Linked DNA regions of Homo sapiens: all the other regions are linked to region 1. A link is an interaction called in ENCODE POLR2A ChIA-PET data of the cell type or tissue named here. Cell type or tissue: HepG2. All regions are shown on one strand. Region 1 holds the start of SOAT2 (sterol O-acyltransferase 2). Region 2 overlaps CSAD (cysteine sulfinic acid decarboxylase). Region 3 holds the start of TNS2 (tensin 2).

Region 1 (5,000 bases):
AGGTGTGCCTGTCCCAGGTGGGAAGGGGACCTACCTGCCCTCATCAATGAAGTCGATGGCCAGGGTGCTGATGATGAAGACACACAGGCCAGCGATGAACATGTGGTAGATGGTGCGGAAATGCTGCACCTCCATCAGCTCACTAGAGGGACAGGGGCCCGAAAGTCAGTGTGGGAGGGTCCTCAGGGTTGTGTGAACTAGCTCAGACACTGTACACATGAGGCATGGGGCCTAGCGATCCAGAACTTCCAGCTAAAGGCCTTTCTTCCACAACCATGCCTAGGGCAAATAGGGGACCTGCACCTTAGAAACCCTTTCCAAGTCCTCTCCACAAACCACCTAGAGGCTGGGGATGAGAAATGAGGTACCTTGACCCCTAGCCAAAGCCCTTTCTTTTCCTCCCATTACTTGTCATCACCCCGACTTACTCAAGCAGGGACTTGCGGATGATGAAAACTTTCTGTTTCCCCAGGGATGGCTCCTGGGTCCTGAATTGAGATGTTTGTTCAGGGTCAGGAAAAAGTAAATGGGCAGAGGGCAGGGCCATGCAGAAGGTCAATACTTGGGAGCCAAGGGGAGTGGTAGGGAAAGGTCAGGGCTAGGGCCAGAGGGCAGGACCGGGTAGAAGGTCAGGGCCAGGGCAGAGCGAGGCCCAGTAGATGGAGGTCAGTGTTAGGAAGACAAGGGGGGAAGAGGGAAGGCTGGAGTCACGGTCCTGATAAAGCTGGCAAGGGCACATAACGTGATGTTTCTAGCTCATGATCCTTGCTACAGAGGAGCCCGCGCAGCCATTCCCCAGACTCACCTGCTCAAGGAACCTGGGGGAGGTGGGGGCAGAGGTTTGTCTTGTGATGGGTAGGATTGTATAGCCTCCCGCATGGCCCGATCCAGCAGCTCCCTCAGTTGTCCCTGCGCTTGCTCCAGCAATTGTGCCTTCACAGCCTACGGGACAAAGCCAGGGTAGAGCCCACTGTCCCTCCAGTCAGCCATCCTTTCATTCACCAGACATTCACTGAATTTCTGTCTATGCCAGGCACAGTGCTTTTTTTAAAAAAAAAAACAACCTGGGGGGTCAGCAGGGATGGGGGTTCAGTGGTGGCAGGCCTGCGGGGGGAAGGGCAGGCATTGGTGGGGTGGTGATGGGTCTGCTGGTGGGGTAGGACCCCGCAGTGCTAAGTGCTGTGGTAAAAAGATGAACAAGCCATGATCCCTGCCCAGAGTTGATCTCCTTCTGGCTTCCTGGGGCAGCAGCGAGGATCAGGGAGTGACAGCAGGAGCAAGGCTTCCCCTCCCTGGGTCTGAATTCCAGCCTGGTCACCTCCGATTGTCACTCCTCACCCCTGGCCTCCAGCCGCACTAGCAGGAAGACTCTATCTACTGGCTGACTTTTGGTGACCTTTGGGACCTGTGCTTCAAACCCCTCCATCTCCATCCTTAATTCGAATCCGATCTTTGCACTCAGGAACAAGTCATCAGGCTGGGCACCGTGGCTCACACCTGTAATCCCAGCACTTTGGGAGGCCGAGGCGGGTAGATCACTTGAGGTCAGGAGTTCAAGACCAGCCTGGCCAATATGGTGAAACCCCGTCTCTACTAAAAATATAAAAAAAAAATTAGCCACACCTGGTGGCACTCATCTGTAGTTCAGCTACTCGCTTGAACCTGGGAGGCAGAGGTTGCAGTGAGCCGAGATTGTGCCAATGCACTCCAGCCTGAGCAACAGAGCGAGACTTTGTTTCAAAAAAAAAAAAAAAAAAAAGTCATCTTTATCACCAAGCCTCACTCCTGCTTCCTGCTACCAAGGATCTGTCCACTTGACCTCTGACCTCTGACATCCCTCACCTCCATGTGTCGGGTCCATTGTACCAAGTCCGGGGCTCTGTGCGTCTCAGTGTTTCCTGTGAGGAGGGATCAAAGGCACAGTCAACAGGAGGAATTGGGGTTCTGCAGACCCAGAGGCATCCTGTGGTCAGGAAATGCTTTGTGTGCTCAGCAGCTGCCCTCACCCCAACCAGCCAATATCTAGTATCATGGTTGGGGCTACTAGAAGGGGAAGTTGCTGTTGCCAGTGGTGAGGAGGCCATAGGCAAGCAGGGGGCCTGGTGACATTACTGGGAACAGGGCACTCAGGGAATGGGAAGCTACTCCATTCACTATCTGGGGCTAAACAGTCAGAAGGATAAGGCCAGGCCACAGCTCTGACATAGCTCTTTTCTGTTCCATCTTCCAGCTGGGTGGCTCTGGGCTGAGGCCAGGGTCTACCTTCCTTGGCCTCTCTGGACAGCAGGAAGGATTGGCATCAGGCAGTTGGAGCCTTCTCTCCATAGCGCATCTCTCCCCGCCTCCCCCCCACTTGCCTGTGCCTTCTGCACCCCCGAGGGCGGCTCACCATCTCCACAGGGTTGGCGCTCCCGCTCCCCTCCCAGCCCTTCTGTCCTCTGCAGACGCAGACGGGCCCCGCCTGGCTCCATGGTGCGGTCTCCAGCGGGCAGCAGGCAGCCCTTGCCCGTGTTGCCTCCTTCCTTCGCAGTGTGGCCTGCCCTGTAGAGCTCTTGTCCCACTCAGCTCAGGTGACAGCTCCAAAGACTAAAGTCCTTTCAGGAGGAGGGGGCCTCTGGGAGTGCGATAGGTTATCTGATCTGGAGGCAGAGCTTCTCAGATTCAGACCTCACTCTGCTGTCTGTCGCAGGGATCGCCACATCCCCCTAACACCCCAACCACCATCCAGATGCCCAGCTCCAAGGGTGCTATCCACCCCGCCACACACACACAGGAATAGTGGCTGGGTACATCTTGGGGAGGGGAACTTTGCCTCTCAGAAGCTTGTCACCTAGCATGGCTGGCCTTCCAGTCTCTCTCCCAGCAGGCTGAAGGTCAGGGAGGAGTCAGAAATGTCTTCATGTATCAGTGCGTTCAGCTCGCTTTCACCACAAGGTGTGTGATTGACACATGTGGTAATATTCTGATGGGGTTGGCACTGTGCTACTCACGGAACTGGGGCCCCTCCAGGAAAGGCTGAGTGTCAGGGCCCCTGAACTGACAGGGCCGCTTCCTGACACCTGCTTGGGTGAGCATGTAGGCAGAAAGGAGACTAAACAAACACGTATTCAGCACCTAGGGAATACCAGGTATTGTCACATATGGAAGAACCGGATGCAAACCTCCCTCTGTCATTTACCAGCTATATAATTTCAGGCAAGTGACCCCAAATTTTAAGCCAGTTTCCTCCTCTGAAAAATAGGGGTAAAAATCCCTATATCACAAGGTTATCGTAAGCTCAAAATGAGGTTGTCCAGGTAAAATCACATGGTTCAGGGCCATGGGATGAGCTCATATATTAGTAATAATTTCCTTCTTTTTTTAGTAGGAAGTAACAGAAGGGTATGTGCTTTGAGAGTTCCTCTTTGCTGGGTTCCTGCTGGGATTAACTATTAATCCTTCCCCTCCCTTTGTGTCCAAAGATCAGTGTTAGAAACAAGGTCACAACTTCAGATTAAGGCCATGATCTCAGTGTCTCCCCTTCCCACTCCCAACTCCTGGTGGGCAGCTCTGTGAGGCTTGATGGCTTGAAGCTTCTGCCTGGCTGTCACAGGAAGGACTAAAGGTATCCACAGGAAAGGAGAAATGCTGTGAGTGAGCTGTAGTGGGGTAAAGAGAGGGCCAGGGATTCCAGAATTGTGAGAGGCAGACACAGAGACACAAGCCAGCGACCCCAAGCACAGCTTTATTGACACCCCAGCCAACACCAACACTCTTTCCAACCAGCGGTGAGGGGCCCATGGGGCGGGGCCTGAAGGTGGATTGAGGGCCTCGGTTTTTTGTTGAGTGATGACAGCTCCATGTTCCTTCCAGTGGCCCTGCAGCCCCTCTATCCCCCAGCTTTAGCCGCTACTCCCAGTGGGGCAGGAGGAGCTTCCATTGCCATCTGGAGACCCTGGCAGGGACTTGCCCATCCGATCCACACACCAGCAGGGACCTCGGCGCTGCCCCTGGGAGGAGCGGCACTGGAGAGAGAGGCACACAGGTCAGGAGTGAGGCCAGAGGCTTCCAGCAGGAGAATGAGAGGGGACATCTGAGTCTGAGGATGTAAAAACACCTGAGCGTCTCCTCGGGGGTTCCCTCTCTTTTTTTTTTTTTTTTTTTTTTTTTTGAGATGGAGTCTCGCTCTGTCGCCCTGGCTGGAATGCATTGGCATGATCTCTGCTCACTGCAACCTCCACCTCCCAGGTTCAAGCAATTCTCTTGCCTCAGCCTCCTGAGTAGCTGGGATTACAGGTGCATGCCACCACATCTGGCTAATTTTTGTAATTTTTAAAACAGATGGGGTTTCACCAGGTTGTTCAGGCTGATCTTGAACTCCTGACCTCGTGATCCACCAGCCTTGGCCTCCCAAAGTGCTGGGATTACAGGCATGAGACACCGCACCCGGCCCAGTGTTCCCTCTCTTTAGTTCCCCCTCTTCAACCAATAAATTGTGTGCATTCTGCTAGCCTGGAACAGTAGTTTTCAAAGTGACGTTCCCAAATCCGGATCACGAGGGAACATGTTAGAAATGCATATTGTCAGGCCCCACCCCACACCTCCTGAATCAGGAAGGCTGCCGGTGGGGCTCAGCTATCTGTGTGGCATAAGCCCTCCGGAGGATTCTGATGCCTCAAGTTCAAGAGCCACTGAGTTAGGGCATTCCTTAAGTGGGTTTTCTCTCACAGTGTGTGGTTGATTATTCTCTAAGTTTGTTTAATAAATTATATTCTCTATGTTCTCCTAAAGTTGGAAGATCCTTAAAGATGGGGCAGTGTCTTATTTATGCAGCTTTGTAAGCAGCACCGCCCCCACTCCCTGGCAGGAGCCTTCTGCTGGAGCAGGAGGAGAAGAAAAATAGTCTCACCTGCCGCTTCCGGTAGAAGCCTCGATGGTCACAATTGGGCACGTAGAGTGTTTGAGCCCCTCGGTAGACCTCAGTCTGGAGTTGCTGCAGCACTGAGTCCAGATGTCTACGG
Region 2 (5,000 bases), 56 kb before region 1:
CCCAGACTGGAGTGCAGTGGCACAATCTTGGCTCACTGCAACCTCTGCTGCCCAGGTTCAAGTGATTCTCCTGCCTCAGCCTCCTGAGTAGCTGGGATTACAGGCGCCTGCCACTGTGCCTGGCTAATTTTTGTAGTTTTAGGAGAGACAGGGTTTCACCATCTTGGCCAGGCTGGTCTTGAACTCCTGATCTCGTGATCCACCCGCGTCGGCCTCCCAAAGTGCTGGGATTACAGGTGTGAGCCACCGTACCCAGCCTATTTATTTATTTTTGAGACAGAATCTTGCTCTTTTGCCCAGGCTGGAGTACAATGGTGTGATCTTGGCTCAGTGCAACCTCTGCCTCCCGGGTTCAAGCGATTCTCATGCCTCTGCCTCGGCTTCCGCCTCCCAAGTAGCTGGGATTACAGGCGTGCACCACCACACCCAGATAATTTCTGTATTTTTTAATAGAGACGGGGTTTTGCCATGTTGGCCAGGCTGGTCTTGAACTCCTGGCCTCAAGTGATCCACCTGCCTTGGCTTCTCAAAGTGCTGGGATTACAGGTGTGAGCCACCGTGCCTGGCCTATTTGTTTATATTTTTTGAGGCAGGCTTTCATTCTGTTGCCCAGGCTGGAGTGCAGTGGCAAAATCATAGCTCATTGTAACCTCAAACTCCTGGGCTCAAGCAATCCTCCCATCTCAGCCTCCTGAGTAGCTGGGACTACAGGCATGCCCACTACACTTGGCTAATTAAACAAAAAAATTTTTTTAGAGATGGGGTCTTGCTATTTTGCCCAGGCTGGTCTTGAACTCCTGGCCTCAGGCAATCCTGCCTTGGCCTCCTGAAGTGCCGAGATTATAGGTGTGAGCCACTATGCCTGACTCAATTTTTTTTCAATAGCATTGGATCTTCCAGTAAAACATTCAAGTTCTTTGAGAGTATGAGCTTTGGAAATGAAAACCTAGGTTCGAAGTCCATCTCTGCAGCTTCTGCTTGGATCTTTGAATCTCAGTGTCCCTGGCTGCACATTAAAAAGGACAGTAACACATTGTTGTGAGGTTGAAATGGGCCATTTTAGGCATGCAAAGAGCTTAGAGCTGGGCCCAGCATCAGGCTCTGAGTAGCTTTTGAGATGACTTTACATCTTTCTCCCTCTACATTTTGGCAACAGGGTGCTGTGCCGTTCCTGGTCAGTGCCACCTCTGGCACCACTGTGCTAGGGGCCTTTGACCCCCTGGAGGCAATTGCTGATGTGTGCCAGCGTCATGGGCTATGGCTGCATGTGGATGTGAGTGGGACTTCGGCTTGGGGGTGCGGTGGGGTGGGCTGAGCCAAGGCCAAGGCCCACGTTGTTCCTCCTGCTCCACAGGCTGCCTGGGGTGGGAGCGTCCTGCTGTCACAGACACACAGGCATCTCCTGGATGGGATCCAGAGGTGCATACAGTCCCCTTCTTCCCAAATCCCGCCCTTCAAACCATTGGTCCAGAGAATCATCATGGACTAGGGAGTTTAACATGGCTGGGGTAGGAGGCTGAGGGGAGGGGGACTGGAGAGAGGATTGATTGGAGCTGGGAGGTCAGACATGGCAGTTCTTCCTGATGCTGGGGTGAGGGTGAGACCAAAGCCCCTTTGCTGGGGACCTGGAAAAGGAGGAAGGGCTCTGGTTGGGCAGCTGGAGGAGGAGCCACTGACCTGCCTTTGCTCCACCCCATCCAGGGCTGACTCTGTGGCCTGGAATCCCCACAAGCTCCTCGCAGCAGGCCTGCAATGCTCTGCACTTCTTCTCCAGGATACCTCGGTGGGTCTGCCCCTGCCCCTGCACCAGCCCCACCTCTCTCTGGAGCTCTGCCTTCTCTATCCCACCTTAGATAAAGTTCAGGCCTTTCTCTATTCTCTTTACCATCCCTTCTGAAGCTGCATCTCAGCTACCACCCTAACCTGTATTAGGCTCCTTCACTCCCCCAGTGGCCTCTCTTAAAAGAAAAGTTTCCAGCTTGAAGTTGGAGTCAGAGGTATCCTGGAGTTTCTAGCTTGAGGTTGCCATCAGAGTTTGGGAAGAACCCTGGGTATTGGGAGGAAACCCAAAGAAAGGTGTTGGAGCCAGCAGGCAGCCGTCCCAGCAGTGCCATCTGGCTCCAGGGAAAGAAGAGGGTATCCTGAGCTAAGACCCCCACAGTGCAGCCCTGGAGGAAAGCCTCGGTGGAGAGGGTAGGGTCTGACAATCTCCTCACCCCCACACAGAACCTGCTCAAGCGCTGCCATGGGTCCCAGGCCAGCTACCTTTTCCAGCAGGACAAGTTCTACGATGTGGCTCTGGACACGGGAGACAAGGTGGTGCAGTGTGGCCGCCGTGTGGACTGTCTGAAGCTGTGGCTCATGTGGAAGGCACAGGGCGATCAAGGGCTGGAGCGGCGCATCGACCAGGCCTTTGTCCTTGCCCGGTAGGCGGGAGGAGGTGGGGGGTCGTCCCTGTTCCCCTCTCCTGGGTCCATGCCCCTCCCTCTTTCCTGCTCCCGGGATTACTTTTCTCTCGGTCTCTCTGTGGCTCATTCTACGTGGGCCTCTTCTGTCTGGATCTCTGCTTTTCCTCCCCGCCTATGGTTTCTCACTCTCTGTTCACAGGTACCTGGTGGAGGAAATGAAGAAGCGGGAAGGGTTTGAGCTAGTCATGGAGGTAGGACCCCTTTCTATTTTGTGGCCCCTGCCCCAGCCTAGCTCTTTTGCAGCCCCCAAGCCCCAACTAAAGCCCTAGTGGAGGGAAAAGGGCAGGGAGAGGGGAAAGGGGCAGGGAGAGGGAAAACGGTCCCCCTTTCTCAGCTCACACCTTCCTCTTTCTCATTCCTCTCAGCCTGAGTTTGTCAATGTGTGTTTCTGGTTCGTACCCCCCAGCCTGCGAGGGAAGCAGGAGAGTCCAGATTACCACGAAAGGCTGTCAAAGGTAGGCGTGCTGTGCTGCTCTCTTTACCCGTTAGGGAGCTGATGCAACTGATGCGCTTCTGCCCCCTGTTGGCTGGGAGTGGCATGGCAGGTCTCCTTGCTGGTCTCTTGCTCTGAGGCGTGGATGCTCTCTTTTCGGTAGGGGTGGGGATGGGGAGGAAGGTATGTTTCTGGGAAGTAAGAAGCAGCGACGTGTGTTACAGGAGAAGTCAGAGAAGTCACCAGTGTGTAGTACACAGAGCCTTGTGCTGGCAATTGGGCTGGGAACTCAGGCCCAGGACAGATATGAGGCAGAATGATCATGGAAAAGCCTTATTACCCGTGCTAGGGACACAGCAACCCGAGAAAGCCAGTCTAGAAGTGCCATCTGGAGGCGAGGAGCTGTGTTATATCCTGGTCCCTAAAGATAGAGTGGTACTAGGTGCTGCAGATGATCTGAAAGGACAAATGTTCTTGCCCTTATGGAGTTGTTATTATAAGGCAAGAGTTACCTACTTGGAAGCAATGTGTTCAAGGCAGTGTTGTAAATTACTTGCTAGATCACAGGGCACAGATTAATATTATCAAAAATATTACAGGAATTAAGAGAGGGGAGAAGAAGGTGTTGACTAAGGCTTAGATGACCAAGGCTTGAAGTTAGACTAAAGCAGTGTTAGGAATCAAGAGAAAGTCAAGATTTGGCAGAAAATGTCCCACAGGACAGATTTCTTGGAGACAGGAGAAATGGGGAGAAAAGCAGAAGATAGCGAAGGCCAAGCAGGTTAGATATGACAGAAAGGTAAACTGAGGCCAAGGTCAAGGTCTGAGCAAGGTGTGCTACCCCCAGAAGGTGGCTGGGTGGGAAGGAAAAGCACCTCTGGAAGCCTGGCAGGACAAGAAGCCAGCCTACCTGTCAGCCGACCCAGGCTGCAGCTGGAATCTCTCTCCACCCTTCCACAGGTGGCCCCCGTGCTCAAGGAGCGCATGGTGAAGGAGGGCTCCATGATGATTGGCTACCAGCCCCACGGGACCCGGGGCAACTTCTTCCGTGTGGTTGTGGCCAACTCTGCACTGACCTGTGCTGATATGGACTTCCTCCTCAACGAGCTGGAGCGGCTAGGCCAGGACCTGTGAGCCTTCTCTGTCTTGCTGCCGGCCTTGATACCACCCCTCACCCGCAGAGTCACTGCATTCCCTCCCAGCCTTTGAGGCCGGGTGCAGTGGCTCACGCCTGTAATCCCAGCACTTTGGGAGGCCGAGGCGGGTGGATCACTTGAGGTCAGGAGTTCGAGACCAGCCTGGCCAATAAGGTGAAACCCTGTCTCTACTAAAAATACAAAAATTAGCCGAGCATGGTGGCCTGTGCCTGTAAACCCAGCTACTCAGGAGGTTGGGGCAGAATTGCTTGAACCCAGGGGGCAGAGGTTGCAGTGAGCCGAGATTGCACCCCTGCACTCCAGGCTGGGCAACAGTACGAGACTCTGTTCCAAAAAAAATAAAAAAGAACAGCCTTTTTAGGCCACAGTGACCTGCGCAATGTTTATATGCTTTGACCTACTAACTTTCTCCTAACTAAATATTTGATTTTAGGAGAGTGTTTAAATAAATTACAGTATGTCTATATGATGAAATGTTATTTTGCCATTAAAATTTTGTTTACAAAGATAATTTTTATTGACATAAAAATAACTTTAATGTAATTTATGTTGAAAAAGCTGAATACAAGTCTTTATATAGAGTAATATTTGAGCTGTGTTCAAAAATACATAGGAAAAGACTGATAAAATGAAATATGGCAAAATGTTAATAGTTTTCCCTGGAATAGGATAATAGGCAATTTTAAAACAGACTCCTTTAAAAAAACAAACAAACAAAAAAAACATAGACTTCTTTATATCTTTTGAGCTCCCTCCCTTTTATTATGTAATGAATATGTGTTGCTTTTGTAATAGGAAAATAATAAAGTTAAAATTTCAACTGCATTCTTTTGGTATGTTTTTAAAATTTATTAACATTCAACCGGCCGAGCACAGTGGCTCACGCCTGTAATCCCAGCACTTTGGGAGGCCGAGGCGGGTGGATCACCTGAGGTCAGGAGT
Region 3 (5,000 bases), 53 kb after region 1:
GCTCCCCCAAGCCAGCTCCAGGGCCCTGGGATCCTCCTCCCCCTGTCCTGAAGGAAGAGGACCAGGGGACCTCTTCAGAGACAGGGCTGTCTCAGGTCCCCAGTGGACAGTGGGTGCTATCCACAGCTTATACCTGGAAAGGCCCAGTTTTTCCAGGGCCCAGGACAAGACCCGCCCAGGCATTTTGAGGACCCTTCCCCAGAGGGAAGGCACAGCCCATCCGGCTGCCCAGTCTCTGAAATCCTGCTCCCCCACTCCCCACCCACCCCACCCTTCCTCCTCCTCATTCTCCTCCTCTTCCCCACCCCCATCCTCTCGCCAGCTGCAGTCTGGGCACAGCACCAAGACAAACGCTGTCTTGCTGTCCACCCGCCTGGGCTGGCCAGCCCTCCAGAAGGCGGAGTAGGGTGGTTCTTAAAGGGCCCAGTACAGCACCCCTCCCACCCAGGAGGGGTTCCCCAGTGGTGAGAGGGGTGGAGGTGGAGGGTTGATGCCAGTGTGGTTGCAGAAGCCTGTTTGGGAGGAGGAAGGGACTCCAGACCCTCTCCCCCTATCAGGTAGAATCAGATACCCACCTTTGCTTCACATTTTCTGTGCGTCGCCACCTTGCAGACTAGGGAAGGTAAGGGGAGGAGAGGGGTTAGCAGGGGCCTGTGGGACAGTGGAAGGAATGGCCTTCCCTCATCTCCCAGACCCTGGAACCAGACCCTGGGACTTCCAAGATCCCACCTGGACTGGGCTGGCTGGGGCAGAGGAGCAGGGCTAGGTTTTGAGGGAAGAGTGTGGCAGTGGGGTACTACTGCCCAGGCCAGGGGTAACGTTCCAGGGTGGGTGGAGGTGAGGAGGAAGAGAGGGAAGGAAGACTACCGTCACAAGTCAGGATGGGAAGGTGATGGAGAGTACTGGCTCTCCTGGGTTATGGGAGGTGTCTGTCATGGGGAGCCAGGGCCATCTGAAGGGGGAGGCAGCTGCTTCTTAGCTGCCATTGTGCCTAATCCAGGAGCAGCATATTACATTTGAGATTGTGTGAGCTGGCCTGCTGGAGTTGTGCAACACAGTGGTACTGGGTGGAGGGTCTCAGAGTCACAGGACAGAGAGCCTCACCTCTGCACGAAACGCCTGTCCCATCGATGGTCACCTTACATACTGCACAGACTGGAGGTTTCTTCCGGAAAACCTTCTCCCGGAAGCTATGAGGCTCAGCTTTCCTAGGCTGAAGGTGGAGGGACAAACAGAGGTGTGAGTTCCCAGTGGGCCCATCTCCATCTCCGGGACTGGGCAGGAGCCTTGCCTTAGCACTGCACTGGTTTTCTCCGTCCAGATCAAGCCCTCAAACTTGTAGGACGCACTTGGCCACAGCTGCTTCAGGGCGGTCATGGGGCCTGTCCTCAACTGTGCATGGAATCTGACCCCTTGCGTCACCTTTGCTGGGTCAGCTCCTCCCCAGGGGATCACTTGGGCCCCTCACATGGCCCTGGTGTGTGATGCCCTTGTGGAAAAGCCTCCATGCTCAGGCTTTCCCCCTGGTGTGGTAAGGGTACTCCCTGACTCTTCCCATCTTGTCCTCCCCGCATGGAGACCTGTGTGCAGAGTGAGCAGGGAGGTTCCAAACATATGTGTTGTATGTCAGTCCTGCAGCACCAGACTGAGCCGGCAGGAGTGGCCTCAGCCAGTCCTGCTCCTTTAGCTCCTGCTGTCCCCACGCTCCAGGCAGCTGACATGCCCTCCTCCCCCACGGTCAGAACAACATGTTTACTCATTGTGCACTGAGGCAGCAGACAGCAATTGTGTAATGGGGGTGGTCATGCTGGAGGGAAACAGATAGAAGCCTGTCACTGGGGAGAGATGTTTAGCTGGCTTTGGATGCTGTGAGTTCTCCCCCGACCCCCTGCACCCTGGCACTTGGGATTCACGCATTGAATGAGAAAGGAGTGGACCAGATTCCCTGTTCAGCCCCTCCTGACCCAGAGATGCAGTGAGGCAGGAGCCTGGGATGCCCCCTTATGGCCCAGGCCTATCTCAGTCCCTTCCCCTCCCACTGTGGGTTCTCTCCTCCCATCCTCTGTCTGGGGACAGCTTGTCTCCTTGCCATCTCTCTGTTTTACCCATATTCCCCCTCCTCTGGAGTTCAGACTCCTGCTGTCCTCCTCCCGGGGACCCATCACAGTAGTATCTCAGGTTGTCCTGAGCTGCTGCTTTTGGGGCAAGGCTGGGAAGTTGGGAAAGGGAGTGATGGGGATGTGGGCAGCACCTCTGGTTTCTTGACTGTCCCTGCAACTCTTCTGGGCTGGATCAACTTTGTGGGACCCACTAAGACACTTGGGAGCATGTTGGCATTAGCAGCAGATATGGATGTTGTCAGTGGAAAGCAAACCTCCAGTTCCAAAGCACTCCTGACTCCCTCTCCTCTCTCTTTTTCCACCCTGCCACCCCATTTCCCTCAAACTTCCCTGGGCCAGGGAAGGGGCCTGATGATCTCTGAGCCTGCTGGAGGATACCTGGATAGCGCATGGCAAAGTCCTGCAGTGAGGCACCTGGGGCTTATGTTGGGGGGCCAGGACCTCCTGGGGTTGGCCCAGGCTAGAGCAGGGAAGGTGAGAGGAGCCAAAACAGACAGCAGGACCTACTCTAACCCAAACATCCCCTCACACTACAGCCCTGGCCACTCCGGAGGGGATGCTGGGCCAGGGAAGAAGGCTGAGGAAGCTGAAATTGGGAAGAAGGCCTGGCCTGATTCCTGGTCCCCTCCCCCACTGCCCGCACCTCCACCCCTGCCCCTCTTTTGCCCAGCTGGTGGGCACTCCTACCCTGCTTGCGGCCCGGCTGCTGTCCCTCCTCCCCAGGGCTCTGAGCAGCCTCTCCACAGGGCCGCTGGACTTCATGGTGTTCGGCTGGCTGGGGTGCTGGCCCCAGGGCCTGAACAATGCTGGGGCCTGGCCCGGGGCTTCCTGGAAGCGGCCTGGCGGAGGCAGCCGCTTCCCCTGGGCGGAGGGTAGGCTGTCTGGCTGGTGTGAGGAGAAGCCCGGCCCTGGAAGTGGAGGGAAGTGCAGGCGGGAAGGGGGCAGGTCGCTGCTCCAGGAAGTGGAGGGGGGAGGATGTGGGGGAGGCCAGGAGATCAGATTCCCAGGATCTACCCTGCTGGGAGTGTCAGCCTGTGATCTTTTGCTCCCCCTACTCCCCCAACTCTGGAGTTGTCCCACACCTGGGACACCACACTCTCCAGGGATCTGCAGGGATCCATGGTCTTGAGATTCTGCCCCCACCCCCGGTGGGGCCGGGTGAGAATTCTGGTCTCGGGGCAGGGCTAAAGGGCAAGTGGGGAACAGTGTGTCCCAGCCAGGCTCCAGCCTGAACTCTCAAGCTCTCGAGGGACTTCCGCTGGGGAGGGAGTGGAGCTGGGAACTACTACCAGCAGGCAGGCCCAGGATCCCGAGTGTGTCCTGAGAGTCAGGTAAAAATGGGACTGGGGGCCCCCTTCCTGTCTCAGTTTCACTCGTTATGAAGTAGGAAAAGGAAAGCATGCACCGCCCACCTTTACCCTCAATACACCTTGCAAGGCCAAGTTCCAGCCACAAGACTGCTTTGCTCAGGTTTGGGGAGTAATCCATTCTCCTGCCACAGCCTAAGGCATATGAGGCCCTTCTCCTGAAAGCCCCCAGGTTTCTGCTCCTGACACAGTGCCCCCCACTCACCCATTCCCTGGCTTTGTTTCAGACATGATCTCACAGATCCCTAGCCCTCTTTCCAGCCCTGCAACTTGGGCTCTCTACCCAAGGGCTGCACCCTCCCCCCGCGGCAACCCCGAAGCCTGAGTACTACCTTCATGGCTCTCCTGGGTCTGCTCTCCTTCCTCAGCAGCTGTCCCAGGGCCTGAGGACTGGACAGGAGGTCCCCCCTCCCAACACATACTCCACCCCCATCCATGGGCCTCCGGCCTCCCTCCTGGGAACATGGCCAACTTCCCGTCCTGGGAGTCAAGGGAGGGAGGTGGATGGGGCCTTGAAAAAGGGGGAGTAATCTTCCTAAAAGCTAAGGGGTTAATGGCCTGGGAGTCTTCAGCCCCAAGCTGTGGACAGCAGCCCCTGGGACAGGCTATAGCTGTCACTTGAAAGAATGTGCAAATGTGCCCCTCTCATTTGCATGGTATTTATTGAATGTCCCAGTACTCAGGCAACTCCCCCAGCCCTGGCTTCTCCCACGGAGTCCCTTCTACTTGCTTCCTGCTCCTTCATATCCACCAGGATGGGTTCCCTGGGATGAAGAATCCTGCATTCTCTGGGGTGAGGCCTGCTGTGGGTGCCCACTTGAGACCCTTGCGAGGACCTGACTGGATTGGGCCTAGCCTGACACCTCTCCCTGGAAGCTCCAATTTTCCAGGCCAAGAAATGTGTCCCCAGGATATCCTGGCCAGAAGGTGGCATCTGTGTGGCAGGCCTGGGCTCCCTGCCTGTAACTGGAGAGGAGCACGGGCTCTGTGACCCACCCCCATCCTGCCAGCCTGGCTGTGTCCCAGCACATTCCAGGCCCCCGGCCAGTGTGGGCAACCGGGCCTGGCCTTGTCGAGCCCCCAGCCCTGCTTGGGGGAGATGGGGCAGTGTGACAAGGTGGGCAGTGGGGGTGGCTTTTTTCTGTCCAGTCCCAGCTTCTGCTCCTATGGCACATGGCCCTGACCAGGACTCCTCTACATGCTTCACTCTCCTGCTGCCTCCATAGGGGCTGAAAGTCCCCTCACCTGGAACAGGTCCCCAGACATCCTCTCACCTTCACTGGTCTCACACTCCCCACCCAGACCCAGCAAGGAGGTGCCCAAGCAGTGAGCTCGGTGAGGGGTGGGGTGGTCAGGATCCACTGTGGCTGTGAGTCCCTCCCATCCTGTGGCACTCGCACCTCGGAAGGGAAGCAGGGATGGGATCCCTATGAGCCAGTCCCGAGGGGAAAAGTAGCTCACTTGAGGAGGGCTGGGAAGGCATCACTAGACCCTCTTGGACCCTCACCCTCCT

Evidence for each region. Peaks named below come from ENCODE experiments on the same cell type or tissue, not always from the same donor. Only the 100,000 strongest peaks of a DNase experiment are listed, where the experiment ranks them.
Region 2: POLR2A ChIA-PET joins it to region 1 with 26 read pairs; 7 of 35 experiments call an interaction of 5 or more read pairs at or near these places.
Region 3: POLR2A ChIA-PET joins it to region 1 with 65 read pairs; 16 of 35 experiments call an interaction of 5 or more read pairs at or near these places.

Annotation. Positions count from the first base shown.
Region 1 is chr12:53,101,049-53,106,048 of GRCh38, reverse strand. It overlaps IGFBP6 (insulin like growth factor binding protein 6), which reads right to left. Exons shown (of 4, transcript NM_002178.3): 3 at 4,889-5,000; 4 at 3,709-4,004. The coding sequence ends at 3,882. SOAT2 (sterol O-acyltransferase 2) reads right to left here and starts at 2,563. Exons shown (of 15, transcript NM_003578.4): 1 at 2,390-2,563; 2 at 1,843-1,898; 3 at 806-942; 4 at 429-488; 5 at 35-142. The coding sequence starts at 2,471. RefSeq lists an enhancer at 2,453-2,981. In HepG2, no CTCF peak of the experiment used is centred here; DNase peaks (open chromatin) are centred at 1,898, 2,588, 2,968 and 3,448; H3K4me3 peaks cover 3,001 bases.
Region 2 is chr12:53,157,546-53,162,545 of GRCh38, reverse strand. CSAD (cysteine sulfinic acid decarboxylase) reads left to right here. Exons shown (of 17, transcript NM_001244705.2): 11 at 1,157-1,273; 12 at 1,355-1,419; 13 at 1,702-1,783; 14 at 2,227-2,426; 15 at 2,608-2,659; 16 at 2,834-2,923; 17 at 3,862-4,883. The coding sequence ends at 4,035. Among named protein-coding and RNA genes, the nearest start is that of ZNF740, 21 kb to the left of the region's middle. RefSeq lists enhancers at 2,492-3,119, 3,493-3,993. In HepG2, CTCF peaks have their summits at 2,984 (motif pointing left) and 3,293 (motif pointing left); DNase peaks (open chromatin) are centred at 975 and 2,975.
Region 3 is chr12:53,048,068-53,053,067 of GRCh38, reverse strand. TNS2 (tensin 2) reads right to left here and starts at 3,003. Exons shown (of 29, transcript NM_170754.4): 1 at 2,808-3,003; 2 at 1,105-1,213; 3 at 576-613. The coding sequence starts at 2,882. The region is part of intron 2 of TNS2-AS1 (TNS2 antisense RNA 1); the gene reads left to right. RefSeq lists enhancers at 3,999-4,842, 4,843-5,000. In HepG2, a CTCF peak has its summit at 4,406 (motif pointing right); DNase peaks (open chromatin) are centred at 1,437, 1,637, 3,087, 4,427 and 2 weaker places; H3K4me3 peaks cover 4,054 bases.